Linked DNA regions of Homo sapiens: region 2 is linked to region 1. Evidence: read pairs that join two places in POLR2A ChIA-PET (ENCODE). Cell type or tissue: Caco-2. All regions are shown on one strand. Links, peaks and the distances in the headings refer to the core of each region. The heading gives the core; the rest is flanking DNA. Region 1 has its middle 71 kb from the start of SLF2. Region 2 overlaps SCD (stearoyl-CoA desaturase).

Evidence for each region. Peaks named below come from ENCODE experiments on the same cell type or tissue, not always from the same donor. Only the 100,000 strongest peaks of a DNase experiment are listed, where the experiment ranks them.
Region 2: POLR2A ChIA-PET joins it to region 1 with 10 read pairs; 2 of 35 experiments call an interaction of 5 or more read pairs at or near these places.

Annotation. Positions count from the first base shown.
Region 1 is chr10:100,835,516-100,847,758 of GRCh38, forward strand. No RefSeq gene overlaps it. Among named protein-coding and RNA genes, the nearest start is that of SLF2, 71 kb to the right of the region's middle. RefSeq lists an enhancer at 11,516-12,243. In Caco-2, for the core only: no CTCF peak of the experiment used is centred there; no DNase peak of the experiment used is centred there.
Region 2 is chr10:100,355,909-100,368,024 of GRCh38, forward strand. SCD (stearoyl-CoA desaturase) reads left to right here. Exons shown (of 6, transcript NM_005063.5): 5 at 624-856; 6 at 4,826-8,918. The coding sequence ends at 5,025. Among named protein-coding and RNA genes, the nearest start is that of OLMALINC, 12 kb to the right of the region's middle. In Caco-2, for the core only: no CTCF peak of the experiment used is centred there; DNase peaks (open chromatin) are centred at 3,272 and 4,153.

The DNA.
Region 1 (12,243 bases), core at 1,440-9,439:
CAGGCAATCTCTGTGGCCAGAAGGAGTTCGAGTAAGCTCTGTAGAGGTGAGGTGGGTGCACTCAGATGGGGAAGGGGATGGGGGAAAGCTCTTTAATCTACAGAAGGAGGAGGCATGGATTTATTTATTGCTGCCACCTTCCCCATCTGAGAGTTAGGACTGCCTTTTCCTATCTCTCTTCCCACTCTCTGCCCAGAGGTCTCTGGGGTGGGTCTCTGTAAGCATTGAGGCAGATGAATGGTGATCTAAGGGGACCCCTGAGGGTGCAGGGTAGGGCACTAGGGGAGGGAGACAAAGGAAGCTGCTCTTTGGGGCCCAGAACATTTCCAGCCTCCCCCCACACCTCTGCATGACCAAACCATTCCAATACCCTAATTAGCCAGTCCCTTAGGCCCCTGTTAGCCAGGCCGGCTGAGCGCCCAACTCCCTGGGGACCAGCCCCTTTACCCCGCAGACTAATCAGTTCTTCACTCTGAGTGCATGAGCGTCCTCATCACACACGCATGCGCACACACACACATACTCTCCCTTATTCTCACCCAGAACCCCAGGCCCCATTCCAGCCTTATGAGTGTTAATGTAGGGTGGTGCTGCATTTCCCCAGTGACCATATCCCCATTTGGGTTGATTGAAGAGTTAGAGAGACCGGACAAAGTTTGGGGGCTCCTCTCCAATTTGGGGTTTTCTCTTAAACTTGTGAGGTCAGGATGTGTAGCCAAGGATGAAGCCACAATTGGGGTGTTCTATGGTACCCCAAGCCCTTGCATTGGTACCATCTAGGGTCAATATTCACCCCAACTCAAACCCCCTCCTCCCCCTCATCCCGTCCCCCCTAGTCCATATCCCCACCCCCTACCCCCAACACCCGCACTGTCAGCCCAAACACATGATAAATTGCCCTGTCAACAGAATTCATTCAGGGACCAATTAATTCCACAGAAATGAACCAGGAGCCATCAGTTGCTGAAAAACTCAGAGTGCAGGGGGCGGAGGAGGGGGTACAGGCAGGGGGTGGGCAGCAGGGGAGGGGATGGGGAGGTTGGGGAAGTTAGTCTGACAGAAATTGGTCATTTAATGCTTAAGTGCACGCTAGACAGCCCTGTCATCGCCCGCGGCCCCCGTGCGGGATTAATTATCGGAGGAGGAGAGGGCAGCCCAGCCCAACCTAGCCGTCTGTCACCAACCAATGCTGGAGTCACCCAAGCCTTGGGCCACCCTGGGTCCCCTTCCAAGCCTCCAGGCCTCCTGCTCCTCTGACTTTCAGGTCCCCCCAGATCCCAGTCGTAGGCCCAACCTCCTATCTTGGCCCCTCAGCCACATTTAGTCATGGCCTTGCCATCAGCTAGTCCAACCAGGAAGACTTCTTCAACCCCTTGACTGGGTGAGGCCCAAACTCCCCACACTCCCCTGTCATTATTCTCAAACATCCTAGGTGAACATGTGTGCAGAACCCAAGGCACAATTTTGTCCCATCCATTGATCCTAATCTGAGAGAACAGCACCATCATCCACTCCATGGCTCAAGCCAGAATCCCATCATTATCCTTGACTCCTCCCACTCCCTCATCTCTCCCATCCAATCAAAATCCAAATCCTGAGAGTTCAGCCTCCTGTAAATACATCACATCTGGTCCACTTGCTTCTAGCTCTCTGCCACCAGTCAAGGCTGAGCCATCATCTGCTCTGCCTGCTCTCCTGATTCAGGCTCTTGCTTGTGGCTAATGTTATTTTTTTTTTAATGCAAATAACATCCTGCTGCACTGCCTCCCTCCCTGATACTAACATCCAGCTTAACACTCTTCTGGGGATCATCATGGGCCTGCAAGAGATCAAGTTCAAACCCTTGACTTACAAGCCACGAAGCTTCAGCCTGTGCCCTGGCCTTGCCTCCAGCATGCTCCTTTGCTCTCTGCTCCAGCCCCACTGCCCCTCCCTTCTGACCTTTGCACAGGCTGTTCTCTCAGCATGAAGTACTCCTACCCTGCAATCCCCACGTTCACTTGACTAACTCCTGATGATCCTTAAGATCGCAGATTAAATGTCACCTCCACCAGGAAGCCCTCCCTGACTGCTTGATATGCTTTTACAGCTCCTCAAATTTTTTCATTCATCAACATGTCATCTGGCAAGTACTTGTGCATTATCTGTCTTTCCACAAAAATGTTAAGTTTCACAAGAGTGGAGTCAATGTCTTTTTTCTCAGAGCCTGGCATTTAATGGATACCAGAATAAATGTACTGAATGAAGAATTGCCTAGCCCTGTCTTGGCTCTCCCCCTTGTCTGAGGCCAAGTTCCCCAGTGTCAGAACTCTCTTGATAGCCCAAGACAAGCTGGGTTGGCTAGAGGCTGAGAAACCCTCAGAGAATATTTGTGAGCCCATCAAACTGACCCAAATCAGCTGTGCCTTGTGGGCTCAGACGAGGGAGAGGCTGCTGAGGGCTGCAGAGTAGAATGGCAGAGAGAATGGTTAGGAGGACTTCCCAGAAGAGTAGGGAAGTGGGGTCTGAAAGAAGCAGGCTCTGTGCAAACATGGGCTGGCTGAAGCATGGGGTTGTTCAAGGGAGAAGTAATAGTTGGAAATATTGGGTAATAGTTGGAAAGGGAACTTTCCAAAACTGATACTCATATATTTGCTGGAGGTTGAACTGACAAGACTTGGGTACTGACTGGATGAGAGAGATGAGGGCCAGGGAGACCAGTTTGTGAAGGGCAATCAATGCCAGACTGTTTGACCATTTTCCTATCCTTAACTGGGGGGAGGGCACTGACTACTTCTAAGGTGACCTGATGCAAAGTTTTATTTACAAGTTAATTCTAGCTGCCAGACAAGGTGGTTGAAGGGAAAGTTTGAGGCAGGGAGACTATTAGAAGGCTAGTGCAATGATGAGATGGGGGATGAAATGGAGTGAGAGTGAGAGAGAGAGAGAGATGCAGGTTGACCTGTGGAAGGAAGATCTGTGATAAGGAAGTCTCCCTGAGGGACAGAGGGGGACAGGTAAGCTGGGTGGGCTCCATCTCCAAGTGTCTGGCCCAAGAAGGCCTGGTGGTAGCCTCACTGAGGTAGCATATCTGGACTTGGCTGCCAATTGGTTATGAAGGTGAGGAGGAGAGATAGGGCAAAGATGATTGCCTCCAAGGGTGTTCCAAGAGCCTGGCAGCTGATGGGCCACCAGCAGAGGTAAGAAGAGACGCTAACTTGGGGCTAGAGATCATGACATGCCTTTGCATATTGAGTATTTGTGCCTGAGTTTGACATGCCAGGGCATGATGGCCAATAGACAGAATTACAGGGAAGTAGCTCAGGGGAGTAAATTGGCCTCTGGATGTAGAATGGGGAGATATACCCTCCTGCCCCACTCTCCTAGTCTCCAGTTTTGCATTGCAGTTTGGATGGGCCAATTTAATTCTGTAACAAAGTAACAGTATAGTATTAACCCAAAATAATCCTATAATACCATAGCACAGTAAAGATGATGTATCACTGCCAAGATACAAGTGATAGTGTAGTGTAGGGCTGTAACGATGTAATCCAAAAACAGTATAACCATATGGCAATTTGCTACTGTCAGCCAGGAAATGATGGGTCGGTGCACTATAGGTTAACAGTACTGGGCTATAATGAGGTAACCATGTAATCAGTGATATTGTAGTGTTGAAATGACTGTAACAAGGCACACAACCCAGCAACTTGATATGACAATCTGACAGTGTAATTGTGTTAACTTAGTAATGGTTACCGATATAATGATGCAATCACATGATGGCAGAGTGTGGTAATGATGTCACATGATCATAAAACCTCAAAGGCAGTGGAAGGGAAGAGGATGGAGCTCTTAACCTAAGCCCCAGGGCTCTGAGAATAGAGTAAGAAAGCCCTTTCCAAGTTTAAAAGGAAGCTTCCTCAGGATGCTGCAGAGGCTGGAAGAAGCTTCTGGAAGGATGTTGCAGCCTGGGATAGGAAAGAGCTCAGCCGAGAAAGAAAACTGGGGGCTGGGCACAGTGGCTGACGCCTGTAACCCCAGTACTTTGGAAGGCTGAGGCAGGTGGATCACTTGAGATCAGGAGTTCAAGATCAGCCTGGCCAAACATGGTGAAATCCTGTCTCTACTAAAAAATACAAAAATTAGCCAGGTGTGGTGGTGCACGCCTGTAATCCCAGCTACTCAGGAGGCTGAGGCACTAGAATCACTTAACTCAGGAGGCGGAGGTTACAGTAAGCCGAGTTCGTGCCATTGCACTCTAGCCTAGGTGACAGAGTGAGTGAGACTCTAAAAACAAAAAAAAAGGAAGGAAGGAAGGAAGGAAGGAAGGAAGGAAGGGAGGGAGGGAGGGAGGGAGGGAGGGAGGAAGGGAAGGAAGGAAGGAGAAAGGAAAGGAAAGGGAAGGGAAGGGGAAAAGAAAAGAAGGAAGGCAAGAAGTGGTGGTGGCTTTGCAGAACAGGACATAGCTCTGTTAGGCTGGCCAGGATCAAAGCAAGCCAGCCCCCAACTGTGGATACTATCTGAGCAGCCCTGACCCCTTTCAGTGCTCTTGACTGTTCACTTAGCCTGAGAGGTGTCTGCTCCTTCAGGAGCTGAAATAGGGCAAATCATATTCAGTACTTGTAAGATTCTTGGAATCATCACATTGACAAGAATATAAAAGAAAACCCAGAGTAACACAATTGAAAACAACTCACATATCTGATCTTTACTATGTGCTGGGCACTGTTCTTCTGCAGATTATTCACCATAACCCAAGGAAGAAGGTTTTATCTTATTCGTTTTACAGATGAAGACAATGAGACCCAGAGAGATTAAACATATTTGTCTAAAGTCACATAGCAAGTAAAGGGCAGAGCTGGAATTCAGACTCAGATCCACATCTGCCTTTAAAGCACATTCTTGCTCTTGTCATTGGGTATCTGCTTTTAGAAGTGTGTGACAAACCAGTGAGAAAAAAACCAGGGAGCAGGTTGAGCCAAAGGATAAACAAGTGACATATTCCTAGACATACATTTTTTAAAAGGTCAATATTAAGGTGGATTAAAATGTGTGTAATGGGCAAGTGTTTAAGAAAGAAAGGATGGATATGAATATATATTCTTATTTGCTTACATTTCTTGAAATGAAAAGATAAACAAAATATTTTAAAAATAATTATTGGAGAAAGGAGGAAACAAAGTGAAGAGGATGGGGTAGAAGGTAGACATCACTGAGTATAAATTTTCAATAGATTTTTAAAAATAGATTAAAACCATATAGATACTTTATATAATAACACAATAAAATCAAGTATGTAAATAAGTAATCCATAAAAAATCAAAAGCAAAATGAAACAAATGAACTTATCTACTAAGTTGGTATTATAATCACATAGATAAACTATTTCAAGTAATTTAAAATCCAGTAATTGACTCTACATACATCCCTAGTGGGATATACACTAATAAAGCCAATAAGTAATGAGATTGATGTTCTTAGAGTTTTTTGGTAAGGGAGAAATAAACAAACAAAAACAGATGGAAGATCAGTGGTGATTAGTAAAATCCCCATAGTCTTGCATTTGATTTGGAAGTATCAGTAATAACTGTTGATGTATTTTATCTTTAAAAAATGTATTTCATGGCTTTATGCATTGAAAAAGACAAGAAACCAACCAACTCAGTAGCAATAAGCACCTCTAGTCTCCAGACTGTGGTCTTTAAATACCATTTTGCATTAAAAAGAACCAGGGCTCTTTGGGGGAAATGAAAAATTTCAGATCTGAAACAGGACATGTACAAGATCATTCTGGAAATCTTATACCAGAAAGCGAGGAAGCTATGAAAGACTACTAGGGTCATTTCAAAAGGACTTGTGCACTAATTACAGGCTCCCATTTGCCAAAGATGATACAATTGAGCATCAGTGTTTATAATAACTGCAATTGATTGAAACTCATCTAATAAATTTAAATCCATGAATAATCATTATACTTAAAAGAAAAACCTTACTAATCTTCTTTGAAGGATGGTAGAGAGCCAACTCATAATTTGGTAAACTGATCGAAAAAAAAAACCAAGCATTTCTACTGCCTTTCTTATATGAGCTATATATACCTTGGGTTGAATCCAGGAGGCCGAGGTTGCAGTGAGCCAAGATCACGCCACTGTACTCCAGCCTGGGCAACAGGGAGAGACTCTATCTTAAATAAATAAATAAATAAATAAATAAATAAATAAATAAATAAAGTGATATTTCAAAAAAAATCTAATCTAAATCTAATCAAGCCTATAGATGTAACTACTATCTTGCAGAAAATACTGTGAGCAGAGGAACCTCAAGGATGCAATCCAAAAACTCCAGGTTATGGGTAAATATCCTGGCTTCCTCAATTAAAAAATTGAAAGAGAGAAAAAAATGGATAGACTAAAACAGACTTGAGAGATATATCAACTAATTGCATTATATTTGAATCTTGCAAGTAATTAAAAGGAGGAGAAGGAGCAGGAAGAGGAGGAAGAGAAAGAAGAGTAGAAGATGTTATGAGGCAATCAGGGACATGTAAGCACTGCATTAACTGGACACTATTAAGTTTTTAGATGTGCTAGTGATATTATGGTTATTTTAAAGTCATTTACTTTAAAAATATAAACTGAAATATTTATAAATTAAATGATGTGATATCTTGGATTTGCTATCAAATAATCTAGGGGGTAGAGTTGGCTGAGGAATATATAGAATAAGACTGGCCATAAATTGATAACCGTTGGAGCTGGGTTCATTATACTCCTCTCTACTTTTATATATGTTTGAAGTTTTCAATGTTTAACCCATGTTATATTGAAATGAGCTGGTTAAATTTGGGGAGTAGCTATCTCCCCCATCTTGAACTTCAGAAAGCTGGCAGCTGTCTTCCATTGTTCAGCCCTCCAAGCTGGAAACTGAACAAACTGACCAGCCCCCCAAAAAAGACCTCTAAATACTGACAATCAGAGTCCCCCCACAAAACATCCGGGTCTCCAACTGATCATTCTTCAGTGATGTCCACTAATCAACAGGTCCTAAAATTAGCACAGAGCTTTCAAGCGGTCATTTAGTGCCCTACCTTTGTGTATTGATGGACAGGAAAAGATGCTAATGATTTAGGACAAGTTTCTAACATAAAAGATAAAGACCAGGCCGGGCACAGTGGCTCACGCCCCTAATCCCAGCACTTTGGGAGGCCAAGGTGGGTGGATGACCTGAGGTCAGGAGTTCGAGACCAGCCTGGCCATCTTGGTGAAACTCCGTCTCTACTAAAAATACAAAAATTAGCCAGGCGTGGTGGCAGGTGACTGTAATTCCAGCTACTCAGGAGGCTGAGGCAGAAGAATTGCTTGAACCCAGGAGGCGGAGCTTGCATTGAGCTGAGATTGAGCTACTGCACTCCAGCCTGGGTAACAGAGCAAGACTCCATCTCAAAAAAAAATTTACACACTTATATACATAAATGTGATATATTGATTGATTTTTACCCCAAATTGTGATATAAATATATTGGGCCAAAGACAAAATGATTATAGGTGGTGACATAAGAGATCCCAATCCTCATCTTCTATAATAATTAGTTAATAGCTGGGCATGGTGATACATGCCTGTAATCCCAGCTACTCAGGAGGCTGAGGCATGAGAATCACTTGAACTCAGGAGGTGGAGGTTGCCGTGAGCCGAGATTGCACCACTGCACTACAGCCTGGATGACAGAAACTCCATCTCAAGAAAAAAAAAGAACTTGAAAGTATCAAAGAATATTCAGAGAAGAGAAGAAAGCTTAAAAAAACAAACAAACCTGCAATTAATAACCTCAGAGAGGTATAAGAAACACATCCATGAAAAAAAGACAGGGTGTGGTTTGTTTTGTTTTGTTTTTTTCTGAGACAGAGTCTCGCTCTGTTGCCCGGGCTGGAGTGCAGTAGTGTGATCTCAACTCACTGCAGCCTCTGCCTCCCGGGTTTAAGCAATTCTCCTGCCTCAGCCTCCCGAGTAGCTGGGACTACAGGCGCGTGCCACCATGCCCGGCTAATTTTTTGTGTTTTTAGTAGAGACGGGGTTTCACCGTGTTGGCCAGGCTGGTCTCAATCTCCTTACCTCGTGATCCACCTGCCTCGGCCTCCCAGAGTGCTGGGATTACAGGTGTGAGCAACCTCACCTGGCCAGGGTGTGTTTTTAAGGTATATTCAGAGAATAATAATTGTTAAAATTCCTGAATATTTATAGATATATGTACACATAATACATATGATATCTATAATATTAGAGATAAAGTGAAAAGTCAAAAATAGCAATATAAGCATGATATGGCCACAGAAGTAGGGAAGTACATATCAGAAGATGTAACTAATCATTTTCAAAAAGGTTGCCTATAGGGACTTAATAGAAGACAACTATAACCTTGTATTTGGTTGCTTTTTGAGCTATGTAAATACAGTTGACCCTTGAACAACATAGGTTTGAACTGCATGGATCCATTTATATGCAGAATTTTTCCAAAAAAGTTACACTGAATGTGCTTGCCTTTCCTGCCTCCTGTTCTGCGTCCTCCACATCTTTGACCTCTGCCACCCCGAGACAGCAAGACCAACCCCTTTCCTCCCTCCTTCTCCTCAGCCTACTCAGTGTGAAGGCAACGAGGATGAAGACTTTTATGACGGTCCACTTCCACTTATTGAATAGTAAGTATATTTTCTCTTCCTCATGATTTTCTTAATAGCATTTTCTTTTTTCTAGCTTACTTTATTGTAAGAATACAGTATATAATACATATAACACACAGAATATGTGTTAATCGACAGTTTGTTATTGGTAAGCCTTCTGGGCAACAGTAGGCTATTCGTAGTTAAGTTTTGGGAGAGTCAAAAGTTATACATAGATTTTTTTTTTTAATTATTTATGTCCATAGATTTTGGGGGAACAGGTGCTATTTGGTTACATGAGTAAGTTTCTTTAGTGGTGATTTGTGAGATTTTGGTGCACCCATCACTCGAGCAGTGTACACTGAACCCAATGTGTAGTCTTTTACCCCTCACCCCTTCTCACCCTTTGCCCCTGAGTCCCCAAAGTCCACTGTATAATTCTTATGCGTTTGCATCCTCATAGCTTAGCTCCCACCTATGAGTGAGAACATACAACGTTTGGTTTTCCATTCCTGAGTTACTCACTTAGAATAATAGTCTCCAATCCCATCCAGGTTGCTGCAAATGCTGTTAATTCATTTCTTTTTATGGCTGAGCAGTATTCCGTCATATATGTACCACAGTTTCTTTATCCATTCGTTGATTGGTGGGCATTTGAGTTGGTTCCACATTTTTGCAATTGTGAATTGTGCTGCTATAAACATGTGTGTGCAAGTACCTTTTTCAACAATGACTTCTTTTCCTCTGGGTAGATACCCAGTTGTGGGATTTCTGAGTCAAATGGTAGTTCTACTTTTAGTTCTTTAAGGAATCTCCACACTGTTTTCCATAGTGGTTGTACTAGTTTACGTTCCCACCAACAGTGTAGAAGTGTTCCCTTTTCACCTTATCCATGCCAACATCTATTTTTTAAATTTTTTTTATTATGGCCATTCTTGTGGAAGTAAGGTGGTATCATATAGTGGTTTTGATTTGCATTTCCTTGATCATTAGTGATGTTGAGCATTTTTTTCATGTTTTTTGGCCATTTGAAAAGTTACACATGGATTTTCAACTACATCATGGGTCCGCACTCCAGCCCCTGCAGTGTTCAATGGTCAACTGTATATAACTTTTTTTTTTTTGAGGCAGGGTCACAATCATGGCTCACTGAAGCCTTAACCTCATGGGTTCAAGTGTTCTTCTTGCCTCATCCTCCCAAGTAGCTGGGACTACAGCGACACACCACCACGCCTGGCTAAGTTTTTGATTTTTTGTAGAGATGAGGTCTTGCTATATTGCCCAGGCTGGTCTCAAACTCTTGGGCTCAACCCATCCTCCCGCCTCAGCCTCCCAAAGTACTGGGATTACAGGTGTGAGCTACCACTCGCAGCCAACTATATTTAACTTTTATTTATTTATTTTTATTTTATTTTTATTTTTTATATATTTTTTTTGGAGACAGAGTTTCACTCTGTTATCCAGGCTGGAGTGCAGTGCTGCCATCTTGGCTCACTGCAACCCACCTTCCAGGTTCAAGAGATTCTCCTGCCTCAGCCTCCTGAGTAGCTGGGTACAGGAGCCCGCCACAATGCCTGGCTAATTTTTTTTGTATTTTTAGTAGAGACAGGGTTTCGCCATGTTAGCCAGGCTGGTCTCAAACTCCTGACCTCAGGTGATCTGACCTCGGCCTCCCAAAGTGCTGGGATTACAGGCATGAGCCACCACGCCTGGCCTATATTTAACTTTTAATGAAAAATTCAAACATACACAAAAGTGAGAAAATAGTACAATGAACTCTCATATTCTAATCCCTCAGAATTAGCAATTTATCAAAATTTTGCCACACTTGCTTCATGTAAGTACATTACTTTAAATTTTTTAGAAAATTTTTTAAAATTTTAGAAATATACACAATAAATTAATAATATGGCTACCTCTGAAACATATGACTGATATAGAGATGGGAGAGGTGAGGAAAAGAGCTTTTTTCCTTTTTAAACAGTTTTATTTTTATTTTTATCTTACAAACTTATGCCATGCGCTGCTCTAAACACTTTACACTCATTTAATCCTCATAGCAAATCGATGAAGTGTGTGCTAGTTTTATTCTTATTTGATAGAAGAGAGCTGTTTATCATTTGAATTTTTTTCAGTGAGCAGATATTCCTTTTTAAATATTTATTTATGTGTTTGTTTTAGAGACAGGGTCTCCGTCTGTTGCCCAAGATTCACTGTAACCTCAAACTCCTGTGTTTAAGGGATTCTCCCACTTTAGTCTCCCAAGTAGCTGGGACTACAGGCAGGGGCCACCATGCCTGGCCAATTTTAATTTTTTTTTTTTTTTAGAGATGGGGGTCTCACTATGTTGCCCAGGTTGGTATTGAACTCCTCTCTTCAAGTGATCCTCCAGTCTTGACCTGTAAATAATAATTTTTTAAAAGATAATGGACTATAAAAACAAGTTTCCTGACTCATATATAATACATAATAACTCTTTGGTTATTTCTTCTCCAGTATATAAAGTCCCAGTCCCAAAGATGCCTCCAAGGTAGAATGATGCATTCTCGTTATTAATAACACTTTCACTCCCAATCTGTCCCAGTTTAGGTAATAACTTGAATGACCACCCTACTTTAAGGCTTGTGTTTAGGGCTGGACGCAGTGGTGCACGTCTGTAATCCCAGCACTTTGGGAGGCCAAGGTGAGTGGATCACTTGAGGTCAGGAGTTTGAGACCAGCCTGGCCAACATGGCAAAACCCCATCTCTACTAAAAATACAAAAATTAGCCAGGTTTGATGGCCAAGGTGGGCGGATCACGAGGTCAAGAGTTCAGACCAGCCTGACCAATATGGTGAAACCCTCCTCTACTAAAAATACAAAAATTAGCTGGACGTTGTGGCACACACCTGTAGTCCCAGCTACTCAGGAGGCTGAGGCAGGAGAATCACTTGAACCTGGAAGGCAGAGGTTGCAGTGAGCCAAGATCGTGCCACTGCTCTCCAGCCTGGGCAACAGAGTGAGACTCCGTCTCAAAAACAAAACAAAACAAAACAAAACAAAACAAAACAAAAAACAAGACTTTGTGTTTAGATCCTTCACCATAGGGATTGTCCTCCTCTGGACTTTGTTCTTAGGGGTCCCCAGGCCTGAACCTAGCAAACTATGGGGCCCGGTGGGAACACTGACCTTTCTTCTTCCAGGCTTCCTGCATCTACCGAGGCAGCCTGGGAGTCAACAGGCTCCTGGTAGTGCCACACAATTGACTCACAATGAATTCGCTGTCAGATAAACTTTGTCTTTTTCACGTGATTCATTTCTAAGCCGAGACTCCTGGGCCCACATTTGCACTTCTGATCTTTTTAACCTGCCTGCAGGACTCTACATCCATGCTCTCCAAATGTCATTTGCTCATGTTGGGTCATCATTCCAGCCTGCCAAGATCATTTTGAACCTCAATTCTGTCACCCAATCTATTAGTAAGCCTGTTCCTCTTTGTGTCATCTGAAGGTGTGATGAGCTGGACACCTACATCTTCATTTGAGTCACTGATAGAAACATCGCGTGGCCAGGGCTGAGTCACAGGCTCAGAGACGTCATGCTGGCAAGACAGAAAACCTGTCATCA
Region 2 (12,116 bases), core at 1-8,000, 480 kb before region 1:
TAGCAGAAAATGGAGGCATGACACTAAACACAGACTGAAAAAGAGTGCTGATTAGAAAGAGAAAGGAGCCCAAAGGCAGATGGGAAAACCAGCCAAGGATGGAGAGACGTCTGTTCATTAGTTTGTAGTTTGGACCTCACCTATCTTACCAATGTGGTATTATGCTCTAGTAAAAAGTCAGCGATGGCCGGGCATGGTGGCTCATGCCCGTAATCCCAGCACTTTGGGAGGCTGAGGCGGGAGGATTGCTGGAAAGTTCAGGCATTCGAGACCAGCCTGGGCAACATAGTGAGACCTCATCTCTACAAAAAATTAAAAACTAAATGGGCACGATGGTTCATGCCTGTGGTCCCAGCTACTCAGGAGGCTGGGGTGGGAGGATCTCTTGGCCCAGGAGTTCAAGGCTGTGGTGAACTAAGGTCACGCCACTGCACTCCAGCCTTGGCAACAGAGTGAGACCCTGTCAAAAAAAACAAACAAAAATAAATAAAACAATGAACTTAGAGTCAGACAAGCAATTCAACATGGAAGAAAGACAGCCCATCCCCTCCCAATTAGTGTGGAAGATCCATGTAGGTGTGGAGTCCCCCTCCATTGACCTGGTGTCTGGTCTGTCAATGTAGGTACTACAAACCTGGCTTGCTGATGATGTGCTTCATCCTGCCCACGCTTGTGCCCTGGTATTTCTGGGGTGAAACTTTTCAAAACAGTGTGTTCGTTGCCACTTTCTTGCGATATGCTGTGGTGCTTAATGCCACCTGGCTGGTGAACAGTGCTGCCCACCTCTTCGGATATCGTCCTTATGACAAGAACATTAGCCCCCGGGAGAATATCCTGGTTTCACTTGGAGCTGTGGGTAAGTCAGCTGTCCAAGTAAGACTACATCCAGTGGTCTGCTGATTAGGGGATTAGGCTAGGAGCCAGAAAAACTAGATAAATCTGTTTTTTATGGCTACTTTGTATCTCAGTTTTTCCACTATAAAATTAGGGGGCAGTATACTGGAAAACGCTTTTGAGAGTCAGGCAACATGTTTTATGTAAAAATGAAAGGATAAGAAACAAAACACAAAAAAACACTGATTTTGATTCCAGGTTCTAAAACAATTTCCAAATGCCATGTATGCTCCGGGCCCGGCGGCTCATGCCTGTAATCCCAGCACTTTGGGAGGCTGAGGCGGGCAGGTCACCTGAGGTCAGGAGTTTGAGACCAGTCTGGCCAACACGGTGAAACCCTGTTTCTATTAAAAAGCAAAACAAACAAACAAAAAAGAAAACCAAATGCCATACATGATGAGCACCTTAGAGTTTTCCTTTCTTTCATCAACTCTGGGCTGGACTGCAGTCTTGCTTGAGGCAAGGAATGCATAAATAGAACAATGGGATCATCTGAGTGGCCAGTAAGCCTGGTGTTTTATGAACTTCAAGTATGCACACAAAGTATTTTTTATCTTTCCACTCTACTCAGATATGCCTTGCTTTAAGAGTGTGCCGTGCCTTACTGTTTGGTGATGCCATTATGAAGGGCATCAAAATAACTGCTGGTGGCCCTTTACTACCACCTACCCTCTTGTCTCCTCTTGTCCTCTATTTTTCTCTCTTCTACTTCTATTCTGGGCTAGGAACATCCCTTCCCCCAACATGCCTTCAGGAATCTCCCAATAAAGCAGTGTGATCACAAGTTCCTGCTCAATTCTCTAATGTTGATCTTATCTTTTCTCTTTTCTTTCCTTTCATTTTCTTTCTTTTCTTTTCTTTTCCTTTCTTTTCTAATGAGACAGGGTCTCACCATGGTGCCCAGGCTGGTCTTGAACCCTGGGCTGAAGTGATCCTCCTGCCTCAGCCTCCCAAAGTATCTACATTTTTTTCTCTGTCCCTCTTTCCAACTGAATATAGACTTTCACCAAGGCCCTGAATGAATTTTCCTTAAATAGATCTGGCGACCTCTTCTTTCCAGTAATTGGTGCTATTGGTCATTCAATAATATCTAGACAACCACACTACTCCACACATTTAGGCAGGTCATTGCCTAACACTCATTTTCTTTTTCTCTTTAAAAATCTTCCTTTATATTCTCAACCTTAACCATCTTTATTATCTTTTAAATTGTTGTTGAGACAGTCTCACTCTGTTGCCCAGGTTTCAGTGCAGTGGTGTGATCACAGCTCACTGCAGCTATGACCTCCTGGGCTCAAGCGATCCTCGGGGTTCAGCCTCCCAAGTAACTGGGATTACAGGTGCATGCCACCATGCTTGGCTAATTTTTCTATTTTTTTGTAGAGACATGGTTTTGCCATGTTGCACAGGCTGGTCTCGAACTCCTGAGCTCAAGTGATCTTCCTGCCTTGGCCTCCCAAAGTGCTGGAATTATAATAGCCGTGAGCCACTGCGCCTGGCCTACTATGTTTATTAAAAGGATTTATTGCCTGTAATCCCAGCACTTTGGGAGGCCGAGGCGGGTGGATCATGAGGTCAGGAGATCGAGACCATCCTGGCTAACAAGGTGAAACCCCGTCTCTACTAAAAATACAAAAAAATTAGCCAGGCGCAGTGGCGGGCGCCTGTAGTCCCAGCTACTTGGGAGGCTGAGGCAGGAGAATGGCGTGAACCCGGGAAGCGGAGCTTGCAGTGAGCCGAGATTCCGCCACTGCAGTCCGCAGTCCGGCCTGGGCGACAGAGCGAGACTCCGTCTCAAAAAAAAAAAAAAAAAAAGATTTATTTGTCTAGGCGTGGTGGCTCACACCTGTAATCCCAGCACTTTGGGAAGCCAAAGTGGGTGGTTCACTTGAGGTCAGGAGTTAGAGATCAGCCAGGCCAATATGGTGAACCTCTGTCTCTACTTAAAAAAAAAAAAAAAAAAAAGTACAAAAAACTTAGCCAGGCATGGTGGCACGTGCCTGTAGTCCCAGCTACTCAGGAGGCTGAGGCAGAAGAATCGCTTGAACCCGGGAGGCAGAGGTTGCAATGAGCCGAGATTGTGCCACTGCACTCCAGCCTGGGTGACAGAGACTCCATCTCAAAAATATATAATAAAAATAAAAGCATTTTTTTTCTCTCTTTTTAACTTTCACATATCTCTTTTCAGGCACCTTCTTACCATTGTGCCTATTCTTACTTTAACCCATGATTAAAATAAATCATATACACTGTATAAATCTGAGATTATCATAGGAATGGAGTTTCTGGCATGAGATGTTTCCTGTATCGCAAATGGATCTATAATGACCTTCCCCACCTCCAGCCTCTGGGTGGCCATGAGTTCAAAGTGGCTGCCAATATCTGACCTGTTGTTGTTATCATTCACTCCTCCTTGCCTGCTGCTTTCCTCCCTTATCACCTCACCCTTTGTTCTCCTCCAGCTCTGTTTCCTGCCACCCTAATCTTTTTGTTTCTTGAATTACCTCCCCCACTGTCACATGCTCATCTTCTCTGCCAAATTAACCTTCTCCCTTGAGCCTTTCTTGGGCTGTCTCTTGCTGCCCCAGTTGCAAAGTCCTGTCTTCTTTCTACCCGTTGACCCTCTTCTTTTTTTTTCCTCCCTTGTCTCTGTGTGCATCTGATTCCATTTTAAATCTGGTAACCAAAGGCCTGGCTAGTGCTTACACACAGCCCAGCTGCAAAACCATTAATGGACATTAATAATCCTCAGTACCTTTATTCCTGGCATTCTACCCCCCTCCTCCCCAGTTCACACTGCAGATCATCAGGTGTCACAGAGAGAGGACATACCTTGAAATGCCCTAGATGATGTCATTTACTTTGCAGGACTTCCTTGCCTTGCTTCTGATTAATGTCATGACTGGTCTGTCTGAGGGTACTGTTATCTACAAAGAGCCAAATATTAGCTCTTAGTAGCTATTCTTTATCCATGCCTGATTAGGGTCAGTATTATTTTTGGCTGTGGTTCAGAAAGAAGAGTCCTGCCAAGCGTTGGCAAACTCTCTATCTGTCGAGTTTCCAAAGCTTTACACGTTAGAGAAATTGCTGTGAATCCAGAATTTGTTTGTTTTCCTCCCTCCAGCAAAGTGAAATGTTCATCCCAAGAGTCCTCAAAATCTCAGAGGTTACAGGGTATTTTTCTTCCTCAGAGAGCTTCTGTTTTATCAGCACCTCCCCCACACCAGGGTCAAAGCTCAAAAAAGTTGGAGCAGCCCCTGGGAACTGCAGTGGCTGAGGACATTCCAGCCCCTGGGCTGGCCTTTCTTCTGATCTTTGGCTGCAGGGCCCACTCTTTTGGAACCTCCCACCCCTAGAGGTGGTTCCAGTGTGGTGGGGAAAGGTGTGCTTCTTTACTCATTTTTTTAAGAGTCATAGCCAGAGTGCTTCATTCTGCAAGGACGTGCACATGCACATGCACACAGAGCCTTGAGGGCAGGGCCAAGAGTGAATTTGGAATTTTCCAACCTGATACCCATTCCCAAAAGTAGGAGCTTCTCTCTAGTCATTTTATCCTCTGAGAAACTGTCAGTTCTCCTCCCACAAGGCTCCCAGACAGCCACGGGTGACCAGGGTCTCCAATCACTCCTTAAGATGCCTTTGACTGGCTGGGCGCAGTGACTCATGACTGTAATCCTAGCACTTTGGGTGGTCAACGTGGGAGGGTTGCTTGCAACATGGCAAGACCCCGTCTCTACAAAAAAAGTAAAATAATAAAAGTAAAGATGCCTCTGAGGGGATCTGTTTGGTTCATATTAAAAGAGACTGAATTCATCCATTCAACAATAGCGAGTTTCTCCCAGGTGTGAGGTACCCTGCTAGCTAACTGGTGTGCACAAATCAAGAAAACCTCAATGCACCGTCACTCCATAACTTCTCGCTTTTGTTTCAGGTGAGGGCTTCCACAACTACCACCACTCCTTTCCCTATGACTACTCTGCCAGTGAGTACCGCTGGCACATCAACTTCACCACATTCTTCATTGATTGCATGGCCGCCCTCGGTCTGGCCTATGACCGGAAGAAAGTCTCCAAGGCCGCCATCTTGGCCAGGATTAAAAGAACCGGAGATGGAAACTACAAGAGTGGCTGAGTTTGGGGTCCCTCAGGTTCCTTTTTCAAAAACCAGCCAGGCAGAGGTTTTAATGTCTGTTTATTAACTACTGAATAATGCTACCAGGATGCTAAAGATGATGATGTTAACCCATTCCAGTACAGTATTCTTTTAAAATTCAAAAGTATTGAAAGCCAACAACTCTGCCTTTATGATGCTAAGCTGATATTATTTCTTCTCTTATCCTCTCTCTCTTCTAGGCCCATTGTCCTCCTTTTCACTTTATTGCTATCGCCCTCCTTTCCCTTATTGCCTCCCAGGCAAGCAGCTGGTCAGTCTTTGCTCAGTGTCCAGCTTCCAAAGCCTAGACAACCTTTCTGTAGCCTAAAACGAATGGTCTTTGCTCCAGATAACTCTCTTTCCTTGAGCTGTTGTGAGCTTTGAAGTAGGTGGCTTGAGCTAGAGATAAAACAGAATCTTCTGGGTAGTCCCCTGTTGATTATCTTCAGCCCAGGCTTTTGCTAGATGGAATGGAAAAGCAACTTCATTTGACACAAAGCTTCTAAAGCAGGTAAATTGTCGGGGGAGAGAGTTAGCATGTATGAATGTAAGGATGAGGGAAGCGAAGCAAGAGGAACCTCTCGCCATGATCAGACATACAGCTGCCTACCTAATGAGGACTTCAAGCCCCACCACATAGCATGCTTCCTTTCTCTCCTGGCTCGGGGTAAAAAGTGGCTGCGGTGTTTGGCAATGCTAATTCAATGCCGCAACATATAGTTGAGGCCGAGGATAAAGAAAAGACATTTTAAGTTTGTAGTAAAAGTGGTCTCTGCTGGGGAAGGGTTTTCTTTTCTTTTTTTCTTTAATAACAAGGAGATTTCTTAGTTCATATATCAAGAAGTCTTGAAGTTGGGTGTTTCCAGAATTGGTAAAAACAGCAGCTCATAGAATTTTGAGTATTCCATGAGCTGCTCATTACAGTTCTTTCCTCTTTCTGCTCTGCCATCTTCAGGATATTGGTTCTTCCCCTCATAGTAATAAGATGGCTGTGGCATTTCCAAACATCCAAAAAAAGGGAAGGATTTAAGGAGGTGAAGTCGGGTCAAAAATAAAATATATATACATATATACATTGCTTAGAACGTTAAACTATTAGAGTATTTCCCTTCCAAAGAGGGATGTTTGGAAAAAACTCTGAAGGAGAGGAGGAATTAGTTGGGATGCCAATTTCCTCTCCACTGCTGGACATGAGATGGAGAGGCTGAGGGACAGGATCTATAGGCAGCTTCTAAGAGCGAACTTCACATAGGAAGGGATCTGAGAACACGTTGCCAGGGGCTTGAGAAGGTTACTGAGTGAGTTATTGGGAGTCTTAATAAAATAAACTAGATATTAGGTCCATTCATTAATTAGTTCCAGTTTCTCCTTGAAATGAGTAAAAACTAGAAGGCTTCTCTCCACAGTGTTGTGCCCCTTCACTCATTTTTTTTTGAGGAGAAGGGGGTCTCTGTTAACATCTAGCCTAAAGTATACAACTGCCTGGGGGGCAGGGTTAGGAATCTCTTCACTACCCTGATTCTTGATTCCTGGCTCTACCCTGTCTGTCCCTTTTCTTTGACCAGATCTTTCTCTTCCCTGAACGTTTTCTTCTTTCCCTGGACAGGCAGCCTCCTTTGTGTGTATTCAGAGGCAGTGATGACTTGCTGTCCAGGCAGCTCCCTCCTGCACACAGAATGCTCAGGGTCACTGAACCACTGCTTCTCTTTTGAAAGTAGAGCTAGCTGCCACTTTCACGTGGCCTCCGCAGTGTCTCCACCTACACCCCTGTGCTCCCCTGCCACACTGATGGCTCAAGACAAGGCTGGCAAACCCTCCCAGAAACATCTCTGGCCCAGAAAGCCTCTCTCTCCCTCCCTCTCTCATGAGGCACAGCCAAGCCAAGCGCTCATGTTGAGCCAGTGGGCCAGCCACAGAGCAAAAGAGGGTTTATTTTCAGTCCCCTCTCTCTGGGTCAGAACCAGAGGGCATGCTGAATGCCCCCTGCTTACTTGGTGAGGGTGCCCCGCCTGAGTCAGTGCTCTCAGCTGGCAGTGCAATGCTTGTAGAAGTAGGAGGAAACAGTTCTCACTGGGAAGAAGCAAGGGCAAGAACCCAAGTGCCTCACCTCGAAAGGAGGCCCTGTTCCCTGGAGTCAGGGTGAACTGCAAAGCTTTGGCTGAGACCTGGGATTTGAGATACCACAAACCCTGCTGAACACAGTGTCTGTTCAGCAAACTAACCAGCATTCCCTACAGCCTAGGGCAGACAATAGTATAGAAGTCTGGAAAAAAACAAAAACAGAATTTGAGAACCTTGGACCACTCCTGTCCCTGTAGCTCAGTCATCAAAGCAGAAGTCTGGCTTTGCTCTATTAAGATTGGAAATGTACACTACCAAACACTCAGTCCACTGTTGAGCCCCAGTGCTGGAAGGGAGGAAGGCCTTTCTTCTGTGTTAATTGCGTAGAGGCTACAGGGGTTAGCCTGGACTAAAGGCATCCTTGTCTTTTGAGCTATTCACCTCAGTAGAAAAGGATCTAAGGGAAGATCACTGTAGTTTAGTTCTGTTGACCTGTGCACCTACCCCTTGGAAATGTCTGCTGGTATTTCTAATTCCACAGGTCATCAGATGCCTGCTTGATAATATATAAACAATAAAAACAACTTTCACTTCTTCCTATTGTAATCGTGTGCCATGGATCTGATCTGTACCATGACCCTACATAAGGCTGGATGGCACCTCAGGCTGAGGGCCCCAATGTATGTGTGGCTGTGGGTGTGGGTGGGAGTGTGTCTGCTGAGTAAGGAACACGATTTTCAAGATTCTAAAGCTCAATTCAAGTGACACATTAATGATAAACTCAGATCTGATCAAGAGTCCGGATTTCTAACAGTCCTTGCTTTGGGGGGTGTGCTGACAACTTAGCTCAGGTGCCTTACATCTTTTCTAATCACAGTGTTGCATATGAGCCTGCCCTCACTCCCTCTGCAGAATCCCTTTGCACCTGAGACCCTACTGAAGTGGCTGGTAGAAAAAGGGGCCTGAGTGGAGGATTATCAGTATCACGATTTGCAGGATTCCCTTCTGGGCTTCATTCTGGAAACTTTTGTTAGGGCTGCTTTTCTTAAGTGCCCACATTTGATGGAGGGTGGAAATAATTTGAATGTATTTGATTTATAAGTTTTTTTTTTTTTTTTGGGTTAAAAGATGGTTGTAGCATTTAAAATGGAAAATTTTCTCCTTGGTTTGCTAGTATCTTGGGTGTATTCTCTGTAAGTGTAGCTCAAATAGGTCATCATGAAAGGTTAAAAAAGCGAGGTGGCCATGTTATGCTGGTGGTTAAGGCCAGGGCCTCTCCAACCACTGTGCCACTGACTTGCTGTGTGACCCTGGGCAAGTCACTTAACTATAAGGTGCCTCAGTTTTCCTTCTGTTAAAATGGGGATAATAATACTGACCTACCTCAAAGGGCAGTTTTGAGGCATGACTAATGCTTTTTAGAAAGCATTTTGGGATCCTTCAGCACAGGAATTCTCAAGACCTGAGTATTTTTTATAATAGGAATGTCCACCATGAACTTGATACGTCCGTGTGTCCCAGATGCTGTCATTAGTCTATATGGTTCTCCAAGAAACTGAATGAATCCATTGGAGAAGCGGTGGATAACTAGCCAGACAAAATTTGAGAATACATAAACAACGCATTGCCACGGAAACATACAGAGGATGCCTTTTCTGTGATTGGGTGGGATTTTTTCCCTTTTTATGTGGGATATAGTAGTTACTTGTGACAAGAATAATTTTGGAATAATTTCTATTAATATCAACTCTGAAGCTAATTGTACTAATCTGAGATTGTGTTTGTTCATAATAAAAGTGAAGTGAATCTGATTGCACTGGGTCTGGGAGTTTCTTTTGGCTGTGATTCAAAGTCTTGGGATTTGTCTCTGGCTCATATCTATGTCTGTACCTTTAAGAGTATAAAAGAAGTAGAAGTTACAATGGTTGACTCATACCCCATTAACCTGCCCTGCTGTCCTAAAGGTAACTTTAGGTTAAACTCTGGGACGCAGGAAGCCAGGAGTCTGCTGCCATTAAATCAAACACATTAACACCAGCTGGCAACTTGGCCCTGGGGAAGTGCCAGGGTTCTCGGGTGTGTCACGTGGTCGGTCACATAGACCTAAGATAAAGACACTGGGAGAGGAAAAGACCAGCAGGAGAAGCGCTCCCTGGGAAAGCAGTTTTTTGCTCTTGCCCAGGCTGGAGTGCAATGGTGTGATCTGGGCTCACTGCAAATTCTGCCTCTTGGATTCAAGCATTCTCCTGACTCAGCCTCCCAAGTAGCTGGGATTACAGGCACATGTCACCATGTCCGGCTAATTATGTATTTTTAGTAGAGATGGGGTTTCACCATGTTGGTCAGGCTGGTCTCGAACTCCTGACCTCAGATGATCCACCTGCCTCGGCCTCCCAAAGTGCTGGGATTACAGGTGTGAGCCACTGCGCCCAGCCAAAAGCAGTTCTTTACCTTGCAACCCAGGCTGGGCAGTCCAGCTTTTTCCTGTTTCTGAAAAGTAGTCACCTCTAGGGAATAAAATGGCTTCTTGAGAATGCTGATATGCACAGCAGAAGGAAGAAAGGAAAACCAATCCAAGGAACGGCTTGTATGTTCCTGGAGCAGAGGGCTTCATGCTCACAGGTGCACAAAGTGGAAACGGTTTTGGTTTTTGGTTTTTCCTTTTAGCTTTTAATACTTTTAAAATTATTTTTCTTGAAACCGGGTCTTCCTCTGTTGCCCAGGCTGGAGTGCAGTGGTGTGATTGCAGCTCACTGTAGCCTCAAACTCCTGGGCATAAGTGATCCTTCTGCCTCAGCCTCCGAGTAGCTGAGACTACAGGCATGCATCATCACGCCTGGCTAATTTTTTTTAGTTTTATTTTTGAAGAGGCCGGTCTCACTATGTTGGTCAGGGTGGTCTCAAACTCCTGGGCTCAAGCGATCCTCCCAAAGTGCTCGGATTACAGGCATGAGCCACCACACCCAGCCTAGCTTTTACTATATTTTATCTGATAATCCTTTTATGGAAAAAAGAAGGGCAGACTCTTTTACAGTTTGAAGAAGCTCCATATTCCATCAGGAGCCATCTTGAGCAATACCTGGGTTTCTAAGAGCTCCCCAGAGCCAGTTCTCCAGCTCACCTTGCTTTCTAATCTAAGGTTGCCCTCACCTTGGACAAGAAGCACGAGTCCCTCAGAGTAATTCAGAGTATCCAAACTCAAAAGTCTATGTACATGGAGGCCTTGCTAGACCTTAATGGTGACATTTTCATCAATATCCGGTTTTCTGCCATGAGTCCCTATCCCTCTTTTTCTTAACATATTCAAGCCAGAATATTTTTTCAGCCATTCTGTAACTGCACAGTTTCTTCCAAGTCTCTACTTTGTCTCCCATTAACTAGGATCCAATATATTTATGTATTTATTTATTTTAATTTTTGAGACGGAGTCCCCCTCTGTCACCCAGCCTGGAGTGCAGTGGTGCGATCTCACCCCACTGCAACCTCTGCCTCCTGTGTTCAAGCGAGTCTTGTGCCTCAGCCTCCCGAGTAGCTGAGATTACAGGTGCCCGCCACCACACCCAGCTAATTTTTGTATTTTTAGTAGAGACGGGGTTTTGCCAAGTTGGCCAGGCTGGTCTCGAACTCCTGACCTCAGGTGATTCACCCACCTCGGCCTCCCAAACTGCTGGGATTATAGATGTGAGCCACTGCACCCAGCCTCAATTTATACAATTTATCCTCACTGTTCTCTTTGCTGCTTTCTGTTTCGTTTTTGTCTTTTGTTTCAGACAGTGTCCTGTTCTGTCACCCAGGCTGGAGTGCAGTGGTGCAATCATGGCTCACTGCAGCATTGAACTACTGGGATCAAGCGATCCTCCTGCCTCAACCTCCCAAGTAACTGGGACTACAGGTGCACACCACCACATGTGGCCTTTGCTACTTTCTTATTTCCTCTTATTTCACAATTGGCTGAGCTCCCTCTGATTAAACACACCTCCATGCTTCCTCCAGGAATCTGTATTTTGCATATCTGTTATTTCATCTGGGGCTGTTTTCTTATTATTAGCTGCAAAAGTTCCAAAGAGGAAGAAGAAAAAAGATATATCAGAGAGGTGGAAAAGAGTTGATCAACATGGTCAACTGAATTCAAGACAGAGAAGGAACATGTGATGAGCTTACCTGAAAGGGTGATTTGTAGAGTAAGAGCTCTTAGGGGGACAAAGTAATGAACCCTGATTTTGATATGTTTCATATGGGAAGGTATAAGGAAGTTAAGGTTCTGTTTAGGAATCAAGATTAACCGTGGGGCAAAAGGACAAAAAATAGATTAAGGTAATAATGGAGAACAGCATAGAAATGAAATTCCCAATGCCCAAATGGCCACCAGTTTTTTCACGTTTCCCTAGAAGAACCAAGATAGTTCCTAAAGATGTCTGCCAGGATAGAAAAGGAAGAGGCATCTAGATTGGAAAGGAAGAACTATCTCTATTTGCAGATGACATGACTTTGTATACAGAAAATCCTAGAGAATACACACACATACACATATTAAAGCTAATAAATGAGCTCAGCAAGGTTGCAGGATATAATAATATCAATATGCAAAAAATCAAGTGTATTTCTAAACTGGCAATCAATAATTTGAAAATGAAATTAAAGAATTCCACTTATAACAACACCAGAAAGAATAAAACAAATAGGAATACGTTTAACAAAAAAAGTACATAAGTTTGTTACATTGAAAACTACAAAATGCTGTTGAAAGAAATTAAAGAAGGCCTGCTAAATAAATAAAAAGAAATCCCATGTTCATGGATTAAAAGACAATATTGTTAAGGAGGTCATACTCCCCAAATTGATCTACAGATTCAAGGCAATCCTTATTAAATTCCAGCTCCTTTTTTTTTTTTAGAGAAATTGACAAGCTGATGCTAAAATCCATTCTAATTCAAGGGACCCAGAATAGCCAAAAACAAATGATGCAAAAAAGCACAAAGTTGAAGGACTTACATTTCCTGATTTCAAAA